2 separate regions of the Homo sapiens genome follow, and region 1 is linked to region 2. Evidence: chromatin contacts called from ENCODE Hi-C or POLR2A ChIA-PET data. All regions are on one chromosome and are shown on one strand. Each heading gives the region's core, a stretch centred on a gene start or an enhancer-like site at or near the end of the contact. The rest is flanking DNA. Distances are from core to core; before and after follow the strand shown.

What was found. A loop is a pair of places that touch in the nucleus more often than their neighbours do. ChIA-PET counts read pairs that join two places held with the same protein, here RNA polymerase II (POLR2A). Pooled maps may share reads with other maps.
Region 1: a pooled map shows a loop between it and region 2 (7-fold over the local background). The contact joins two enhancer-like sites. A Hi-C loop is called at or near these places in 2 of 50 pooled maps. POLR2A ChIA-PET finds 5 or more read pairs at or near these places in 4 of 52 experiments (CD4-positive, alpha-beta T cell, HCT116, Panc1 and 1 more).

What each region holds. Positions count from the first base shown.
Region 1 is chr19:39,140,976-39,146,603 of GRCh38, forward strand. The region is part of intron 1 of PAK4 (p21 (RAC1) activated kinase 4); the gene reads left to right. Among named protein-coding and RNA genes, the nearest start is that of PAK4-AS1, 7.2 kb to the left of the region's middle. RefSeq lists enhancers at 3,115-4,111, 4,112-5,106. Within about 2 kb of position 3,641, at least 20 of the 41 ENCODE cell types and tissues checked have a DNase peak (open chromatin) inside an H3K27ac peak, as active enhancers do.
Region 2 is chr19:39,052,159-39,057,537 of GRCh38, forward strand. No RefSeq gene overlaps it. Among named protein-coding and RNA genes, the nearest start is that of FBXO27, 22 kb to the left of the region's middle. RefSeq lists an enhancer at 316-365. Within about 2 kb of position 1,258, at least 2 of the 41 ENCODE cell types and tissues checked have a DNase peak (open chromatin) inside an H3K27ac peak, as active enhancers do.

The DNA of each region.
Region 1 (5,628 bases), core at 2,391-4,890, 91 kb after region 2:
GGCAGGATCCGTGCTTGGATTTAGTAGTTAGGATTCACAGGGTGAGTGATCCATAATTCTTTGCCATTACGATGAGGTCACATTTCCTTTGGTAAAATGTTGAACACCTTTGTATTATGGAAATGTTCACACATACCCAGAAGAATAGTCTCGCGCCCTCCTGGGGTCCCTGTCAGCAGCTCAGCAGGTAGCAGCTGTGGCCAGGCCTTGTCGCCTGTGCCTGCTCCTCACCTCCCTGCTTATTTCAGAGCAAATCCCAAACGTCGTACAGCCAGAAATATTCCACACTTTTCCAGAACAAGCCTGCCTCAGTCTCCTCATGCTTCCCCAGTTGTCTTATAATCCTTTTTTTTTTTTTGAGACAGAGTCTCACTCTGTCACCCAGGCTGGAGTGCAGTGGTGCGATCTTGGCTCACTGCAACCTCCGCCTCCTGGGTTCAAGTGATTCTCCTGCCTCAGCCTCCCGAGTAGCTGGGACTACAGGCGTGTGCCATGATGCCCGGCTAATTTTTGTATTTTTAGTAGAGATGGAGTCTCACCATATTGATCAGGCTGGTCTTGAAGTCCTGACCTCAAGTGATATAACCATCTCAGCCTCCCAAAGTGCTGGAATTATAGGCGTGAGCCACCGTACCCTGCCATAATCCTTTTTCATTTGTTTTTTGTTGTTGTTGTTTGAGACAGAGTCTCACTCTGTCTCCCAGGCTGGAGTGCGGTGGCACGATCTCGGCTCACTGCAACCTCCGCCTCCCAGGTTCAAGCACTTCTCCCTGCCTCAGCCTCCCGAGTAGCTGGGATTACAGGCGCCCGCCACCACGCCTGGCTAAGTTTTGTATTTTTTAGTAGAGACAGAGTTTCCTAGGCTGGTCTCGAACTCCTGACCTCAAGTGATCCACCCGCCTCGGCCTCCCAAAATGTTGGGATTATAGGCGTGAGCCACGGCGCCCGGCCCATTTGTTTGATTTGGGTCTGGACAAGGTCTACACTTTGCATCCGGTTGATAGGCCTCTTTTTTTTGTTTTGTTTTGTTCCCTTTGTTACCCAGGCTGAAGTGCAGTGGAGCGATCAGAGCTCACGTGCAGCCTTGACCTCCCCTGCTCAAGCAATCCTCCCGCCTCAGTCTCCTGAATAGCTGGGACCACAGGTGTGCGCCGTCATGCTCAGATACTGGCATCAGCTCTTTGGCGTGCATGTTGTCGTAGTTTTTCTACAGGCGACCTAGGCCATTTGTCCTGGAGTTTTGCAGTCTGGGGCCAGCTGATACATCCTTGTGGTGTCATTGCACGTGTTCTCTGTCTCTGTGCTTCCTGTAAGTTAGGACTTAGGTCTAGAAGCTCGATCTGATGCAGGTTCAGTTTCTTCTGGCAAGCACGCTTTCTTAGGTGGTTGCTTGGATGAGCATCAGAATTACTTACATGTCTGTATGACTGTCAAGTTCAGTTTTCAAGTAAAAATTAAGTTTTTTTTAAAAAAGCGAGTGGGTTGAGAAGAACACTCTGAAGTCACTCCTAGTAAGGCTGGTACCCAGATCCAGCAGAAGTAGGGTGGGAGGGACCAAAGGACTGAGGCTCGGGTCCCCCCTTCCCCACCCCCCGGGGCCTGGGAGCAATAGGCTGGGTGCCCCGGCTTCAAGTAAACCAGTGGCATTAACATGTGGGCCTCTGGTTCCTGCTTTGCTAGGGCCACAGGCTTCCAGCTGAGAGCTGCTGCCACCCACCCTGGCAACCCCTTCCGCATCGCGTGGTGGTGACACCTTCAGAACAGAGTGGTCTCCCACCCCAGCTCTACCCTTGGCTGCCTGTGTCACCCTGGGTGGCTTTCCCAGCCTCTCTACCTGCTTCCTTCTTGACAGCCTGATGGTGGCCATACGTCCCTTGGGCTGTGGTGACTGGGCCTCTGGGAGCTGCCCTTCCACTTCTGCATTTTAACATAAACCTCCTTGACCTCAGCTGCTCCATTCTCTGCTCCCTTCCAGCCACTCGGATTCCAGTCCTGGGGGCCTCCTCACTGACCATGCCCTCCACCCTCAGTGCTGTTCCCTGGTACTCTGCATGGCTTCCTCACCTGTATCCCGTCTTTGCTCAGACGCCACCCCTTTAGAGACCTCCCTGACTGTGCCCTCTGAAAGAGCACCTTGTCACTCTCTGTCCCTTCTCCCACTTGTTTACTTGTATATTGTGTTCCCACTAGAATGTCAACTCCAGGAGAGCAGAGACTCTTGTCTTATTCACTGCTGTGTCCCTGGTGCCTAGAACAGTGCCTGGCACCTGCTAAGTGCATATTAAGGAGTCGTTGCTCACTGGGTAGAAGCATTAAAAAAAAAAAAAAAAAAAGGCTGGGTGTGGTGGCTCACGCCTGTAATCCCAGCACTTTGGGAGGCAAAGGTGGGTGGATCACCTGAGGTCAGGAGTTCGAGACGAGCCTGGCCAACACAGTGAAACCCCGTCTCTACTAAAAATACAAAAAAATTAGCTTGGCGAGGTGGCAGGTGCCTGTAATCCCAGCTACTTGGGAGGCTGAGGCAGGAGAATCGCTGGAACCCAGGAGGCGGAGGTTGCAGTGAGCCAAGATCACACCAATGCACTCCAGCCTGGGTGACAGAGCAAGACTCTGTCTCAAAAAAAAAAAAAAAAAAAAAAAAAAAAAAAGAATTGTTGAGTGCATGAATGAATAAAAGAAAGAAAATGACTGGGCACAGTGGCTCACATCCCAGCACTCTGGGAGGCTGAGGTGGGCAGATCACTTGAGCCCAGGAGTTTGAGACCAGCCTGGGCTATAGTGAGACCTCTGCTCTACAAAACATTTTTAAAATTATTGTTTTAAAATAATTTAAAAATTATTTAAAATGTAAAAGGGCGTGGTGGCATGTGCCTGTGGTCCTAGCTACTCAGGAGGCTGAGGTGGGAGGATTGCTTGAGCCCAGGAGTTGGAGGCTGCAGTGAGCTATGATGGGGTCCTAGCTACTCAGGAGGCTGAGGTGGGAGGATTGCTTGAGCCCAGGAGTTGGAGGCTGCAGTGAGCTCTGATTGCACCACTACACTCCAGCCTGGGTGACAGAGCAAAACCTATGATGATAGATAGATAGATAGATAAGATAGAGCGAGCAAGACCCTATCTCAGGTAGATAGATAGATAGATAGATAGACAGACAGACAGACAGACAGACAGATAGATAGATAGATAGATTAGATTAGATAGATAGATAGATAGATAGATAGATATGGTTAAGTGAGTGGACTTTGGTCCTGGTCAGACTTGCCACGGAATCCCAGTTCTGATACACTCGCCGTGTGACTGAGGGCTGACATGTCTTCTCTCTGAGCTTCACTCTCCTGCTTCACACACCGTGTGAACGGCACCCTCCTCGCTGCCTTCTTTTGCACCAGGATGGAGCCTGCACGTAACACTTTGTAGTGGTCTCACTGCTGTCCTGTCTCCAGCACGGGGCACCGATGAGCCAGCCAGAAGCCGTCCCTGCCGGGGGGATGCTTGACCCAAATCTTCAGTAATAACTCCTTCCACTCTGGGTGACCAGCTGTGGTGCCCCAGGGCAGGGACTTGTTGATCTGGGTTTGTTCTGGAGGCCAGAAGGGTTTCCTGGGGACTGGGATTGGAGCAGGATTGAGAGTGCCTGGTATGTGGAGAGACCTGGCTGTTGTGGCATGAGTCCGAGGGCTCAGGGGCCGGCTGCTTCCCGGCCTTTGTCTTCCTTGCAGGAAACAGGCCAGGAGTTACAAGGGGCCAGAGGATGCTGCTGTGGTTATGGTGGAAGTTAACAGCTTTGGGAAGTGTGCATGTGTGTGAGTGTGTGTGTGTGTGCACTTGTGCTCATTGTAAAGAGAGACGGTAAAGAAATGAGGAGAGACTGCAGGCACATGCAAATACAGAGAAAGCTTTCAGTTGTCAGGATCGCTCTCCCGGTTTTTCCTGCATGGTGGTGTAAAATCTGACATGTGTACAGAAAAGTGTGTAAAACCTCCATGTTCAGTTTAATGAATAATTATAAAGCAAACAGCCATGAAACTACCACCCAGATCAAGAAGACAGGCATCACCAGCTCCCTGAAAGCCCTCTCCTTCACCTGCCCTTCCCAGTGCTAACAAAAACATTCTCCTCCCTTTCTTTTCATTGTTCCTCTTTTTTGGTGAATTGTGAAAGATTTCAGACACCCCCAAGAGAAGAGAGAATCACCTGCTGACCACCCTCAGGCCCGCTGCCCAGCTAAAAGACGAAATGCTTGCTGTGGGTGCAGCCCCCAGGTGCCTCCCCCAGGGCCCCAGGCGTCGCTGGCCCTGCGTCTGCTTCCCTAAACAGTGTCCCGCATTGTTCTGCAGGATTTTAAACTGCGTGTAAATGGTACGAGGCCAGCGGCACTTGGCTGCAACTCTCTCAATATTTTGTTCTTGAGATTTCTCTGGGTGGAGTAATGAAGCTCTGTGCCAGAAGGAATGGTTCCCAGCGGGGGTCAGGGCACCCCTACCCCTGGCCAGAGGAAAGCAGCTCTGTCCTGGGGGGGCCCCAGGAGGACGCTCTGGGCTCCTCTCACCCAGGCCCGCAGCCCCCTGCTCCACGTGGGTTTGAGGCGGCCACCTCCAGTGGAAGTGGTAGAGCGCCGTTGGCTTCCTAGGGCACCACATAGGACCCAGTTACAGCCGTGATGTGAAGGGGCCCTCCCTGAGCTTATGTAAGGTGTAATGGGGCGCTGGTGCCGCCTGGGGCCTGTGTGCACCACGGAGGGGCCTTCTCTGGAGGAGGGCATAGATCAGCAGCTGGGGCAGGAGGGCCTCTTCTCTTCCCATACTGCCCTCCCCCTGCGCCCGCCCACTGCCCACCCTCACCCGCCCTGTTTGCCAGGCTCACACAGCCTTTCTTGGAGAGGCCCTCTGGCGGGGAGTTTACTCTCAAAGGCTCTATATCTAGCTGACCTGGGATTGCCACCCAGCTCCGCCACCTTCTAGCTGGACGGCCCTGGGCATGTGTTGACCCCTGCCCCACCTCTGTTGGCCTCAGTTTCCCCATTTGTAAAATGGAATTGTGTGAGGGTTATTTCATCCATGCAAAGCCTTCGTAGAAGCTAGTGTGTGGAAGCCTCTTAATGAGCCTTAGCTGTTAGTATCTTTGTCATGCTTGCCATTCATTCACTCATTTTTGTTGATAGTAACTTTTTGCCTCCTCTGAGTCCAGCCCTGTCAGGCTGAGGTCCTGCCTTCATGGAGCTTATAATACAGTGAGGGAGACAGACATGGTACTAGGCAGTGACAAACCAGAGTGACCTTGGAAAGCACAGGCCAGAGTGTGACAGCTGTGATGGGAGAAGACCCAGAGGACTGTGGGAGGCCCTGGCTCCAGCCTAGGAAATCAAGGAAGGCCTCCTGGAGGAGGAGACTTCAGAGCTGAGGCCTGAAAGAGGAGCAGGGTTAGTTTGCGGAACATTGTCCCAAGGAGAGCAAATAGCATGTTCAAAGGCTAAAAGTTGGGAAAGGGTCTGGCATTTTAAATAAACCATTACTATTTTTAAGAAAACTTTAAATTCTGAGATCATTGTAGATTCTCCTACAGTTGTAAGAAGTAACTCAGAATGGCCAGGCGCAGTGGCTCACGCCTGTAATTCCACCCCATTTGGGGAGG
Region 2 (5,379 bases), core at 8-2,507:
TCCCAACTACTTGGGAGGCTGAGGCAGGAGAATCGCTTAAACCCTGGAGGAAGAGGTTGCAGTGAGCCGAGATCGCGCCACTGCACTCCAGCCTGGGTGACAGAGCGAGACTCTGTCTCAAAAAAAAGAAAAAAGAAAGTTGATACATGGACCCATCTACCTGGCTCCACGCTAAGAGGTGGTCATGGACCATTGATGACCCAGTGTCCTGAATGTGTCCTGTGCCCAGGGTACGTCCAGAAGCTTCGTGGCAGCACCATTCTGGTGGCCGCCAGGGGGCGCCATGTGCTTGCCAGGCAGCAGTCCTGGAACTGGGGTCCAGCCACAGGGCCCCAGGACCACGCCACAGGGCAAGAGTCCTAGAGTTCCTGGTAGTTTCCAGCTGAACCTATGCACACGGGGTCGTTGGTGGAGGTGGAACTAGATCTCTGCAGAGCACCCTAAAGGGGAGAAACGGGACAGGCCCACACAGGTCTTGGTCTGAACTGGGAGTACCCTGCCCTGAGAGCACTGTGGCTTGGCTGGCCCCAGCTGCTGGAGAGGGACTTAGAGGAAAGTGCCACACAGTGTAGGATGCCCACTTGCCTGGTCCAAGGATGCTCCTGGTGGGTGTGAGAGAAACAGCAAAGTCCAGCATTTCCAGACTTGGATTTCTCCAAGGTTTCCAGTCATGTTGCCATTTATTGGGAAGGGGAATGGTGCAGGACTGGGGGAAGGAATAGGAAAATCAGGGCTTCATTTTGGGGAAACTGAGGCTCAGAAAAGCCCACAGGCACCGAGCAAGGATGTGAAACCATTTCCCTCGTAACCCCCGGGCGACACCGCCTGCCCCAGTTCCACGTGAGGTTGTAAAGCACTGATGCTGCTGAACATTTTCATAAATGACTTCATTTAGTCTCATCAACAATGAGCATTTTGATCCCATTTAGGGGGAACAAAGGGAGGCTCAGAAAGACCTTGCCGAGGCCTTAGATGGAGGAGGTGGCAGATTTTAGTGTGCTCTGAGTCCAGGCCCACTTTAGGCTCACAGAACCACCTCAACCCCTTTCTGCCCTAGGCCGGGCTTTTCCGAGCCTCCCTCTGCCCACTTGCCTCCTCCTTCCAGGAGTCAGGGTACTGGGGGGCTTCCCGCCTGCGCCCAAGGGGCCATAGGGCCTCATTCCCATCCATTCCTGCCTCTGTGCCTTGCTCTAACCCAGCTGGCCACAGCCCCACCTGGCCCAGGTGCCGCCGGCCCTGCTTGGTCCCCATACAAAGGCCTGTGGGAGAGGCTGGGAAATTGCCATCCACCTGGGGACAGTGGGAAACAGTCATCGTCAGCCTGTCCATATCCAGGACACCGTGCTGCATCCTGGCTCACAATCAGGAACCAGAAGGCAGCACGGCCCCCACAGGGCTGGCACGGGCAGCCTCACTGTGGCCTGTGCCCTGGGCAGTACCAGGCAGCTCCATCCTGTGGTACCCAGGCTGAGTCCATCTCTTACGCCCACGCCCAACCTCTCAGCAAACCCAGGCAGCTCCAGGTGCACAAAATCTGCACAGCACCTGCCCTTTCTCGCCCGACCATGGCCACCACCCTGGCCCCATCCACCCCTGTCTCCATCTGGACCATCACTCCCATCCACAGACTCCCTGCTCCTTCCCACCCCACCCTCGCAATCTGTTCCACAGCCACAGGGAGACTGTGAACACCTGTGTCACTCCTCCGCCCAGAACCCTCCCGGGGTGCCATCCTGCCCTGAGTAAAGGGCAAAGTCCTCCCCTACGGCCCACCAGGCCTCACATGATCTGCCCCGCCCCACTCTGACTCTGTGGCCTCCCACAGCCTCCTTGCTCACCCAGCCTGGCCACTGCTTATTATTCTGTTCCCACCACGGGGACTTTGCTTGGCTGCCCCTCCCCATAGGTCACTCCCTACCCTCCTTCCAATGTTTGCTCAAATCTTGCCTTCCCAGCCAGGCTTCCCCTGACCACTGCCTTTAATACTTTAACCACCCTGCCTTTTTTTGAACTCCTAATTTTTTATTTTTATTTTTATTTTTTGAGATAGGATCTAGCTCTGTTGCCCAGGCTGGAGTGCAGTGGCGTGATCATAGCTCACTGCAACTTTGAACTGCTAGGCTCAAGGGATTCCTCCTGATTCAACCTCCCAAGTAGCTGGGACTATAGGTGCACACCCAGCACTTATAATTGTAATTTTTAATAGAGATGGGGTTTCACTATGTTGCCCAGTCTGGTCTCAAACTCCTGGCCTCAAGTGATCATCCCACCGCAGTCTCCCAAAGTGCTGGGATTGCAGGTGTGAGCCACCACACCTGGCCACCACACTGCCCTTTTTACCCCCTTTGCCTACTCTGATTTTCTTGGAAACCTTCCATAGACTTCACAGCTTCCTCTCACCATCCCACTCATCCAGCCACTGGCCATGGCCACCTTCCCTGTTACTGTACGCAGGCTCCAGGAGGGCTGGTCAGCTCAGCCTCTCTGCTGGAGTCCTTTATTAGTTTCCCATTGCTGCTGTAACGAATTACCACAAACTTGGTGCCTTCAAACACATTTATTCTCTTGCTGCTCTGGAGGCCAGAGTCTAAAATCAGTTTCACTGGGCTGGAGTCAAAGGAGCGGAAGGACTGCCTGCCTTCTGGAGGCTCGGGGGAGCCATTCATTGCCTCTCCTGGCTTCTGGAGGCTGCCAGCATTCCTTGGCTTGTGGCTGCATCACTCCAATCTCTGCCTCTGGAGTGATTTTGCCTTCTCCTCTTCTGTGTGCAACCTCCCTCTGCCTCTAATTTATAAGGACACTTGTGACAGCATATATGGCTTACCAGGTAGTCCAGGATAATCTCATCTCAAAACCATTAACTTGGCCAGGCGCGGTGGCTCATGCCTGTAATCCCAGCACTTTGGTGGGCCGAGACAGATGGATCACCTGAGGTTAGGAGTTCGAGACCAGCCTGGCCAACATGACGAATCCCTGTTTCTACTAAAAATACCAAAATTAGCCAGGTGTGGTGGTGCGTGCCTGTAATCCCAGCTACTTGGGAGGCTGAGGCAGGAGAATTGCTGGAACCTGGGAGGTGGAGGTTGCTGTGAGCTGAGATTGTGCCATTGCACTCCATCCTGGGCGACAGAGCGAGACTCCATCTCCAAAAAAAAAAAAAAAAATCATTAATTTACATCTGCAAAGACGCTTCTTTTGTATAACATAACATTTATAGGTTCCAGGGATTGGGTTGCTGTCTTAGTCTATTCAGGCTGCTAGAACAAAATACCATAAACTGGGAGGTTTAAAAAATTTATTTCTCACAGTAGTAAAGCCTGGGACATTCAAGATCAAGGTGCTGGCAGATTCGCTGTCTGATAAGGGCCCTGCTTCCTCATAGAGGAGGTCTTCTCCCTGTGTTCTTACAGAGTGGAAGAGGCAAGGGCTCTCTCTATGGCCTGTTTTATAAGGGCACTAATCCTATTCATGTGTACTTTGCCCTCTTGACCCAATCACCTCCCGCAGGTCCCACCTCCTAATACCATCACCTTGGGGGTTGGGATTTCCATATATGAATTTTGGGGGTTTTTTCTAGAGACAGGGTCTCTCTCTGTTGCCCAGGCTGGAGTCACAGATCACTGCAACCTCAACCTCCCAGGCTCAAGTAATCTTCCCACCACAGCCTCCCAAGTGTCTGGGACTTCAGGTGCATCCCACCATGCCTGGCTAATTTTTTTGTAGAGATAGGGATCTTACTATGTTAGCCAGGCTGACCTTGAATTCCTGGGCTCAGGCGATCCTCCTGCCTTGCCCTCCCAAGGTGCTGGGATTACAGGCGTGAGCCACTGCTCTTGGCCTCAGTATGTGAATTTCAGAGGGGATACAAACATTGAGACCATCGCATACCTGAATATATTTGGGGGTCGTTATTCAGCCTACTGATAATCAGGTCCTGACTGATGGTGGTTCTAGGAGAACAGAGCCTCAGGGAAGCTCATCTGCAGCTGGTTCTCTAATCTACAGGGCTTAAGAGCATCATCAACCCTGTTGCCATGGTTAAGGGGGCACTGGTAGTTCACAACATGCAGAGACAAAATGGTGACTTATACTGTGACCTGTCGTCACCTGTCATTTACAGGGTCAGGTCCATTCTGCACTGGTCTCCCTGTTGAGCAAGGACGGTGGCCATTGTCAGTCCAGGCTCCCCACTTCCTTGTTCTTTTTTTTTTTGATAGAGTCTCTCTCTGTCACCCAGGCTGGAGTGCAGTGGCACGATCTCTGCTCACTGTAACCTCCGCCTCCTGGGTTCAAGTGATTCTCCTACCTCAGCCTCCTGAGTAGTTGGGATTACAGGCGCCCGCCACCACGCCCAGCTAATTTTTGTATTTTTAGTAGAGATGGGGTTTCACCATGCTTTCCAGGCTGGTCTGGAACTCCTGACCTCAGGTGATCCGCCCACCTCGGCCTCCCAAAGTGCTGGGATAATAGGCGTGAGCCACTGTGCCTGGCTGCTTGTTCTTATCCCTTTTTTTTTTTTTTTTTTGAGACAAGGTCTCGCTCTGTCACTCAGAGTGGAGTACAGTGGCGCGATCATGGCTCACTGCAGCTTCGACCGCCTGGGCCCAAGCAATCCTTCTCCCTCAGCCTCCTGAGTAGCTGGGACCACAGGTGCACGCCACCACCCCCGGGTAGGTTTTTCCAATTTTTTTTTTTTTTTTAAGATGGAGTCTAACTCTGTTGCCCAGGCTGGAGTGCAGTGGCACAATCTTGGCTCACTGCAACCTCTGCCCCCACCAGGTTCAAGTGATTCTCCTGCCTTAGCCTCCCGAGTAGCTGGGATTACATGCACATGCCACCACGTCCAGCTAATTTTTTGTATTTTTAGTAGAGACAAGGTTTCACCACATTGGCCAGGTTGGTCTTGAACTCCTGACCTCAGGTGATCTTCCCGCCTCGGCTTCCCAAAGTGCTGAGATTACAGGCGTGAGCCACCGCACCCGGCCGACTTTTACAAAATTATTATTATTATTTTGTAGAGATGGGGTCTTTCTATTTTGCCCAGGCTGGTCTTGAACTCCTGGCCTCAAGCCATCCTCCCACCTCAGCCTCCCAGAGTGCTGGGATTACAGGCATGAGCCACCACACCCAGCCAACAAGGGGAGCCTTAAGTACAGAGCAAAGTCTCCTGGTAGCTCACCAGCCAGGTGGTGGACTGGTATTGGGGAGTCCACCCCAGTGGGGACTCACTGAAGCAGACCAGTATGTGGGAAAACCATGGACATGACCCCCAGATCTAAGAGCAGTGGACACTGGGGAAGACCCTCTACTCCCACTCAACCCTTTCTCCGGTAAGGACCCAAGAGGGCAGAGGCCTAACCCAGCCCCCGGCGTTCATCC